Regions from separate parts of the Homo sapiens genome. Here region 1 is linked to region 2. A link is an interaction called in ENCODE POLR2A ChIA-PET data of the cell type or tissue named here. Cell type or tissue: CD4-positive, alpha-beta T cell. All regions are shown on one strand. Each heading gives the region's core, and the rest is flanking DNA. Links, peaks and the distances in the headings are about the cores only.

Evidence for each region. Peaks named below come from ENCODE experiments on the same cell type or tissue, not always from the same donor. Only the 100,000 strongest peaks of a DNase experiment are listed, where the experiment ranks them.
Region 1: POLR2A ChIA-PET joins it to region 2 with 5 read pairs; 1 of 35 experiments calls an interaction of 5 or more read pairs at or near these places.

The regions. Positions count from the first base shown.
Region 1 is chr17:59,276,156-59,278,655 of GRCh38, reverse strand. No RefSeq gene overlaps it. Among named protein-coding and RNA genes, the nearest start is that of YPEL2, 54 kb to the left of the region's middle. RefSeq lists an enhancer at 1,293-1,372. In CD4-positive, alpha-beta T cell, for the core only: no CTCF peak of the experiment used is centred there; a DNase peak (open chromatin) is centred at 1,435.
Region 2 is chr17:57,779,933-57,786,281 of GRCh38, reverse strand. No RefSeq gene overlaps it. Among named protein-coding and RNA genes, the nearest start is that of CCDC182, 38 kb to the right of the region's middle. RefSeq lists a silencer at 2,722-2,901. In CD4-positive, alpha-beta T cell, for the core only: a CTCF peak has its summit at 2,830 (motif pointing right); a DNase peak (open chromatin) is centred at 2,821; H3K27me3 peaks cover 1,793 bases.

The DNA of each region.
Region 1 (2,500 bases), core at 1-2,500, 1.5 Mb before region 2:
TCAAACTCAAGTGCGCCCACATTCATCATCTTTACCACCACATTGTTTCTCCTCTCCAGGTTCCCCATTTTTTTGCAGCTTTGTAACTTTCCCTTCTTCTTTTAAGCTTATCCAGTCGCCAGCTCTTATTATTTCTTCCCTCTTTTAACTTTTATTTATTGAGACAGAATTTCACTCTTTTTGCCCAGCTGGAGTGCAATGGCATGGTCTCAGCTCACTGCAACCTCCACTTCCCGGGTTCAAGTGATTCTCCTGCCTCAGCCTCCAGAGTAGCTGGGATTACAGACACCCACCACCACATCCTGATAATTTTTGTATTTTTAGTACAGACAGGGTTTCACCATGTTGCTCAACCTGGTCTCAAACTCCTGACCTCAGGTGATCCACCCTCCTCAGCCTCCCAAAGTGCTGGGATTACAGGCGTGAGCCACCGCACCTGGCCTAATTTTTCCTTTACAGAGACACATAGATTCATTGTTTCCCTACTTATAGTACCATTACTTCCTTTTTTTTTTTTTTTTATTTGAGATGGAGTCTTGCTCTGTCGCCCAGGCTGCAGTACAGTGGCACAATCTTGGCTCACTGCAACCTCTGCCTCCCGGGTTCAAGTGATTCTCCTGCCTCAGCCTCCCAAGTAGCTGGGACTACAGGCACGTGCTACCACGCCCAGCTAATTTTTTGTATTTTTAGTAGAGAAGGGGTTTCACCGTGTTAGCCAGGATGGTCTTGAATCTTCTGACTTCGTGATCTGCCCGCCTCAGCCTCCCAAAGTGCTGGGATTACAGGCATGAGCCACTGCACCCGGCCTCTTCTTTTTTATTTTGAGATGGAGTCTCACTCTGTTGGCCAGGGTGGAGTGCAGCAGTGCCATCTCAGCTCACTGCAGCTTCCGCCTCCTGGATTCAGGCAATTCTCCTGCCTCAATTCTCGTGTAATCCCAAGTAGTTGGGATTACAGGTGTGCACCACCACACCTGGCTAATTTTTTTTTTTTTTTTTTTTTTTAGTAGAGATGGGGTTTTGCCATGTTGGCCAGGCTGGTCTCGAACTCCTGGCCTCAAGTGATCTCCCTGCCTCAGCCTCCCAAAGTGCTGGGATTACAGACGTGAGCCACTGCACCTGGCCACCAAATTTTTATGCCATCTAATGGCAATTTAGATTTGTATTAATCTGTTTAGACTTCTGACCTGGTTTCTGGACAGTTCTCTGCTCTAGGCTTGTATCTTTCTTTCAGATTATAGGATGATCAACTTTCCAAACATTAATTTTTCAGCGCTACCTAAATGAGGCACAGAAAATGTCTTCGTATGCTCCGAGCATTTTGATTTCCTCTCTGACGCTTGCATCTGACTTCTTTAGTTCTGCTTTTGTTTTGAGGCCTGGTTGCAGACTGTTTTTCACATTTTTCTTTTGTGTCTGAAATCATTATGTCATATTATTGCCTAGCAGTTTTGGTTCTTGTTTCCATTGTCTCAAGTTTAGCCATCTACTTGAGCTGTATGACTTTCAGTTTAGAACAAACTCTTCAGCCTGGCATTCATGGCCACCCTTAACTTGTCATTCTTATCTATTGCAGAATCTCTTTTGATTTTTTTTTTTCCAATGGATTCTTTCTGGGGTCACCATTTTGCATAACTCTAGGCAAAATCATTCAGGCTGTGTTATATATTAATGGTTTCCCATACTGGAGCATACTATGATTTATTATTTATGTTCTGTTTTCTCAACCCATCACAGCCATCCTTTCTTCACAGTGTGGCTATGAGATGACTCCCTGTAGTCCCTCCCCACTCCTCAATTTCTAGAACTGAAATGAGAGCTTTAAGAAATTCTGAGGCCGGGCGCAGTGGCTCGTGCCTGTAATCCCAGCACTTTGGGAGGCCAAGTCGGGCAGATTGCTTGAGCCATGGGCAACATGGAGCAACCCTGTCTCTACAAAAAAATACAAAAATTAGCAGGGTGTGGTGGTGTACTCCTGTACTGGCAGCTACTCAGGAGGCTGAGGTAGGAGTATCACTGGAGCCAGGGAGGTTGGGGCTACAGTGAGTGGAGACTGAGCCACTGCACTCCAGCCTGGGTGGCAGAGCAAGACCCTGTCTCAAAAAACAAACAAACAAACAAACAAAAAACTTGATGCCCCTATCAAAAAGCAGAATTCAGATGTTAACTGAATGATGACCAACTTCCTTGTTAGAAAATACTATGTTTTTATTAAGAAAATTAAAGTCACCTTGACTATAAAATCACCAAACTTTTGAAACATTATTTTCTAAACATCTTTACCTTGTTGGGTACTTTTTCTTCTACTGGTTTACATAAAATATAAGCTGGCCCTTTAATATGATCTGTTCTGAATCATAACAAAGCAAAATTTAGAAAGGAGAAATAACAAAAAGAATTCTATCAAAGATGATCAAAATGATCCCTAGCAACTATAACCATAAGTTACAATAAGTGAAATTGAAAATGACTGATTCAGTGGATTACCCTCCCAAGTTATT
Region 2 (6,349 bases), core at 1,551-4,050:
CTATGATGGAAAAAAATGAAATCTGATTGTCTAGCCCAGAAGTGGAAGATATCATGTTATCTCACAACCTTTAAAGGTTTTACATAATATTTTTGAGACCGAGAATGCTAAAGCATTATTGCTTATGTTCTAGTTATAGGCCTATCTAATGGGTTATTGGTGAAAGACAAAGCACAGAGTCATGAATATGTCTCTGAAGTCAGTGCTGAAGCTGCCCTTGGATCTTTTGCCTCCTAGCCAGGCAGTGGGGGGTTGTCAGTATGGACTAATTCATTCCTGTAGTCACACTTTTTTTTTTTTTTTTGAGGCAGAGTCTTGCTTTGTCGCCCAGACTGGAGTGCAGTGGCACAATCTCGGCTCACTGCAATCTCTGCCTCCCAGGTTCAAGCGATTATCCTGCCTCAGCCTCCCGAGTAGCTGGGATTACAGGCGCGTACCATCACACTCGGCTAATTTTTGTATTTTTAGTAGAGACTGGGTTTCACTATGTTGCCCAGGCTGGTCTTGAACTCCTGACCTCAGGTGATCCACCCACCAAGGCCTCCCAAAGTGCTGGGATTACAGGCGTGGGCCACTGTGCCTGGCCAGTCAACACATATTTATTGAGCAGCTGCTATGTGCCAGGCACTGTACTAGGAAGTGGGGATACAGCAGTGAACAAAACAAAGTTCCTGTTCTCATGGAGCTTACAATCTAGTTGGGGGAGACAAAAAATAACTATGAAACTTATACTATGTCAAGTGATGATACATGCTATGAAGAAAAAATACACACAGTAAGGGGAAAGGTTGGGGTTTCTATCTTATAGAGAGTGGTCAGGGAAGGCCTTGCTACTACAATGAGCACAGATTGAATGGAGTGAGGGAAGGAGCCCTGTGGTTGTCTGGGGTCGGAGTGTTACAGGAAAAGAGAGCAGTAAGGACAAAGACCTCAGGCGGAATCATGCTCAGCACACTCCACCAATGGCAAGGAGGCCAGTGCGGCTGGAGTGACGTGAGCACGGGGAGGGTAGGAGATAAGGTTGGAGAAGAAGCCAGGGGCAAGACCACATGTGGCCCTGGAGTCCGTGCAAGGACCCTGCATCCTCTTCTCTTAGTGAGAAGAGAAAGCTTTGGAGAGTTTAAGCCAAGGAGTGACACGATTCAGCTGTTGTCATAAAAGACTCTGCTATGTGGAAATGTCCTCAGAGGAACAGGGTGAAAGCTGGGAGCCCAGCCAGGAGATGGCTGTGGCTGGGACTGGGGGTAGCAGTGGAGATTTCAAGAAGTGGGCAGATTCTAGACACATCTTGAAGGTCAAACTGATTGAATTTGCTGATGGATTGGTGGAAGGTGTGAAAGAGAGACACATAAGGATGAGCACGCTGTTTGACCTGAGCAACCAGAACTGTGAAGTTACCCATATTAGGATGGGAAAGATTTCTCAGGAGAAACCAGTGAAGAAAAAAAACGATGGGAAAGGCAGGGAGGAGAGAGGAATCAAGAGCTCTGTTTGGACATGTTAAGTTAGATGTCGATGGGGCACCGAAGTGCAGATGGTGAAGAGGCTGCGGGATATGCAAATGTGGAGTTCAGGAGAGGTGCTCAGCTAGAGATATGCATGTGGACAGCGTCGTTGTGCAGCAGTTAAGGCATAAGGCTGAGAGGACGCACAGATACAGCAGAGGCTGGACACCGAGCCAGAGTGTCCTGATGTTTGGGGGTTGAGAAGAGGAGCTTCCAGTCAAAGGTGACAGAGAAGGACTGGCCAGAGAGGTAGGAGGAGAACCAGGGGTGAGTCGAAGGAAGAAGTGCTTCAAGGATCAGGAAGGAGCTGCCCATCAACTACGTCAGTGTCGCTGATGGGTGGAGGGGAGAGGCCTGAGAATGAGCCACGGGATGAACGGTGTGGGTCATGGTGTTTTTGACAAGGGCAGGGAAGGTGAAGTGGGCACAGACAGTTGATTAAGTGGGTTCAAGAGCTAACAGGACAGGAAGGGAGTCACTGAGCGTGTTTCAAGAAATTTGGCCCTCTAGGGGAGGAAAGACATCCGGTGTAAGGGGCTAGCTGGAGGGAGATAGGGTGCAAGGAGTTTTTTTGTTTGTTTGCTTTCTTATATGGGAGATGTTTCAGCATGTTTGTAGTTAATAGATATCCAGTGAAGAGGGAAGATTTGAGAATGCAGGGCTGAGCTGCCCTAAACATAACTTTCCTCCCTTTTCTTTATTGTACAGCTTAGAGCATTGATCAATGTGTTCAGTAATTGTTTGTGGTTGATGTTTCTGTGAATATCTCTGGCATTTATTTCCCCTTTAGGCAAAGTTGCATGTCCCTCAAATGTGCCCATGCGACCAGATCAGATCCATTTAATGATGAAAATGCTTTGAAAAAACAAATCCCCTGACTTTTGTCTACCAGACCCTCTCAGTTGTTCTATCACTTAGTTGTAGAGGTGTCAGCTGAATCAATAATAATAAGCTACTATTATTGAAACCTTAGGATGTGCTTTACATGAATTATCTCTGTAAAACATCACTGTGATGCAGGTACAATTGATGATCTCAATTTAATGAAGAAACAGAAGCTTCAGAGGTTAAACCATATGTCCATAGCGGGGCAGGCGGTGCATGGTAGAGCCAGGTTCCCAACCAGCCCCCGTTGACCTAACCAGGACGCCCTAGAGAACTGCCCCCAACCCAGAGGGGCTGCGGCAGACCTTGGCCACTGCAGGCAGACTTCAGTACCGAGAGACTGCATCCTCTTCCCGCCCGTCTGGGCGACCCGCTGTGCCAGGAAGCAGCTCCGCCCCCTCCCCGACCTGGCTGTGCGACACCACCCGGGCTCGGGCAGCAGGGGGCGCTCTGCTGTCACGAGAGGCGGACCCAACGCGCCGAGAGCCTGGCTCCCGGACTGCGACGACTCCCTCCCCCGCCACCCACACCCCCAGGCTCTCCCCTTCCTCATTCTGCATCAGAGTTTGCTGCTGCTGCTGCTGCTAGCAAAGCTATCTCTATGGAGATTTGTGAAAAACCTCTGCTCTGGTGAAAGGGTCGTGGGGTAGGGGCGGGGTAGAGGTGGGGGGTGGTGGCCCATGGTTTCAGGGTGTTGGTGTTAAAATAGTGGGGACCCGGTGGGGACAGCAGGCTAAGGCCCTCGGCTATGCCCTGGGTCTGGCAGGTGGTAGGTGTCTCGCTCAGCTCCTGGAACGGGTAGATCCGCTGCGGGGCAGGCACTCAAACATCGCTTTGTTTCCTAAGTTCTTTCTGAGCAAGCTTCTTTCTAAGATCCCAAGCACTAGAACCGCTGAAATACAAATTCCTAGTTGGGAAAATCAGATTCCCGTATCTGCAGGGATGCAACAAAGAAGGGCAGCAGTGTCCTGTGGCTTTGAAGTGCATGTCACATGAAACAGGGCGAGGAGGGAAGCAGGTGGCATTAATCCTTCCCCGCCCTCCTCCGCCCCTTCTGCGAGGACACCACTGGCCATTTGCTGCCCTGGTAGCGGGGGAGGCACAGCTGGCCAGGGAGGCCCCAAATCAAAAGGAAGCCATGTGGGCTGGGCGCGGTGGCTCAGGCCTGTAATCCCAGCACTTTGGGAGGCCGAGGTGGGTGGATCACGAGGTCAGGAGTTTGAGACCAACCTGGCCAACATGGTGAAACCCCGTCTCTACTAAAAATATAAAAGTTAGCAGGGCAGGGTGGTGCGTGCCTGTAATCCCAGCTACTCGGGAGACTGAGGCAGGAGAATCACTTGAATCCAGGAGGCGGAGGTTGCAGTGAGCCAAGATCACACCGCTGCACTCCAGCCTGGGCGACTCCATCTCAGAAAAAAAAAGGAAGCCATGTGGTGGGTGCCTGAGCCTGGCGCCACCACAGCTGCTGGCTGCATGTGACAGCTCCAGTCCTGACCAGAGGGCCTCAAGTCGCATGGGAAGGAGGGGGTGGGGACACAGCTGCTCCCACCCGGAGCATGGCCCTCCTTAGCCCAAGCTGGGACCCACAAGCCCAGACCCAGAAGCAGAGATGTGAGGGAGGAGGAGCCGGATGTTTCCTCTTTCCAAAAGATTCCAGAATTGGCTTGGCTGCGTGGCCCCTTGCCCCTGCTGACAGCCCCCACACTTCCTGATTAAGTCTGGCTTCCCCAGGTGGCTGCTGCCCAGGACTCCCAGATGCAGCTGTGGGTGGCAGGAAGCAACCAGTGTCCTGGCATCACCCCAGACACAAACCTGGTCCCTGATTTGACAGCATCGCGTTGCCCTCCACCCACTGATGTGGTTAGAGCCACACATTGAGGGGCACAGAAAGCCCCCTCCTGCTGTGAGTTCTTTGCATTTTGCCTTTCCCTCTTGGAAGCAGCCAGTCCCAGAGCTGTCCTGATCTGTTTAGAACTACAGCTATTCCACCCTGCGCCTGCCAAGTGTAGCTGTACTTCCTGTGGACTAGATCTAAACAAACACAAAAATTCAAAGTGCGACAAGTATCAATCTCCTATCGAATGCGAAAAGTAAAGGAAGCACCTCACCCTCAAGGGACTTGTAATCTAGTTGAAGAGACGAGATCCAAATACGTGGGGAGTTCAGTATCTGGGAACAGTGAACATATCAGTTTCGACTACAGAAGAAGAGATGTCACAGGTCCCTTTGTGATTAATTATCAAGTGAGTGGTTCTGACAGTGATTGCTCCCCTTGTCTAGGGGAGAGAGGGCGTGCTTCAGGCTTTTGTGGTCAGGAACACTGGACTGGGGCAGGGGGCAGGGATGGTGCTGATGGGATGGAGGCCTGGGTTTGAGTTGCTTCTTGAAGGCTGAATGCATCAGAGCCTATAAATAGAACTCATGATTCTTTTTGCTTTGGAAAACATACAGACTAACCATCCTTTCTAGATTAGTGCCTGATTCCAGTTTACTGCCCTCCCGTCATCAGGGTGCTCAGAAAATGTAATTTGATAAGTAAAAATGCCTTTTATGAGAACCTATAATGTGCCAATTATTGCACAGTGTACATTACAAAAATTATTTCTGGTATTTTTTAGCAACACTTATTGGATGGCCATCCCCTACCCTAACCTACAAATGAATCAAATGGGGCTCAGAGAATGTAGGTATCTTTCCTGAGGTCACACATCCAGGTCAGGCATGGCGAAGCTAGAATTCAAGGCCTGTTCTTTCATACCCCAAAGCCGAGGGGCTGAGATTTGCAGAAGGGTCTGTAGCTGTTTTCCAAAGGGTTTCCCATATAGATGCCAAATTTCCCGCCTTCAAGCAGACCTCATCTCTTGGAGCCTTCCTAACATACTGCATGGATTGAGGACCCAGCTTTGATATTATTTCTTGTCTTTTTTTTAGGATAAGGGAAGAGAAGCCCAAACAAATAGGGTTGCTGCAGATTTCAGAATTGAACTGAAGGTCTGAACCAGAGGAAAATTTTCAGGAGGCAGGGATCCCAGTGACTCAAAAGTCCCTTGAGAGAAAATGGATGCCCCCCTCCCCCGTTCAGCTTTTTATTTATTTATTTATTTTGACAGAGTCTCACAAGGCTGGAGTACAGTGGCACTATCTTGGTTCACTGCAACATCTGCCTTCCGGGTTCAAGTGATTCTCCTGCCTCAACATCCCGAGTAGCTGGAATTACAGGTGCCCACCACCACACCCAGCTAATTTTTGCATTTTTAGTATTTTTAGTAGAGGCAGGGTTTCACCATATTGGCCAGGCTGGTCTCAAACTCCTGACCTCAAGTGATCTGCCCACCTCAGCCCCCCAAAGTGCTGGGATTACAGGCATAAGTCACCGAGCCTGGACCCTGTTCATCCTTGACCCTCTCTCCTCTCCCTCTCTCTTGAAGAGCTGGACCCCTGCTCCTGGAAGAAGCTGAAACCTCACTCTGTGGAGTGGGGAGAGGCTGGCCCTTTAAGCCCCTACCCACCAGGCTCTCAGCAGTGGAGGATGGAGCACGGTGAAGGAGCATGCGGTGGGGCTGTGTCCACAGAGCATGCTTCTGGCCTGTCAGTTTGGTGGAATGGAGTGTAAATCTCTCCTTTCCCTCTATTTGCTTTCCTGACCCTATAGAAATGAGGTGATTAACACCCACCTTCTCTTTTCTGTTTTCACGGAATCTCTGATCAACTTGGCACCTGTCTTAGTCTGTTTGGGCTGCTATACCTTAGATTGGGTGGTTTATAAACAACAGAAATTTATTTCTCACAGTTCTGGAGGCCGGGAAGTTCAAGGTCAAGGCCCTGGCAGATTTGGTGCCTCATGAAGGTCTGCTTCCTGGTTGAGAGATGGCTATGTTCTCACTGAGTCCTCATGTGGAGAAAAGATGATGGAACTCTCTGGGGCCTCTTTTCTAAGGGCACTAATCCCATTCATG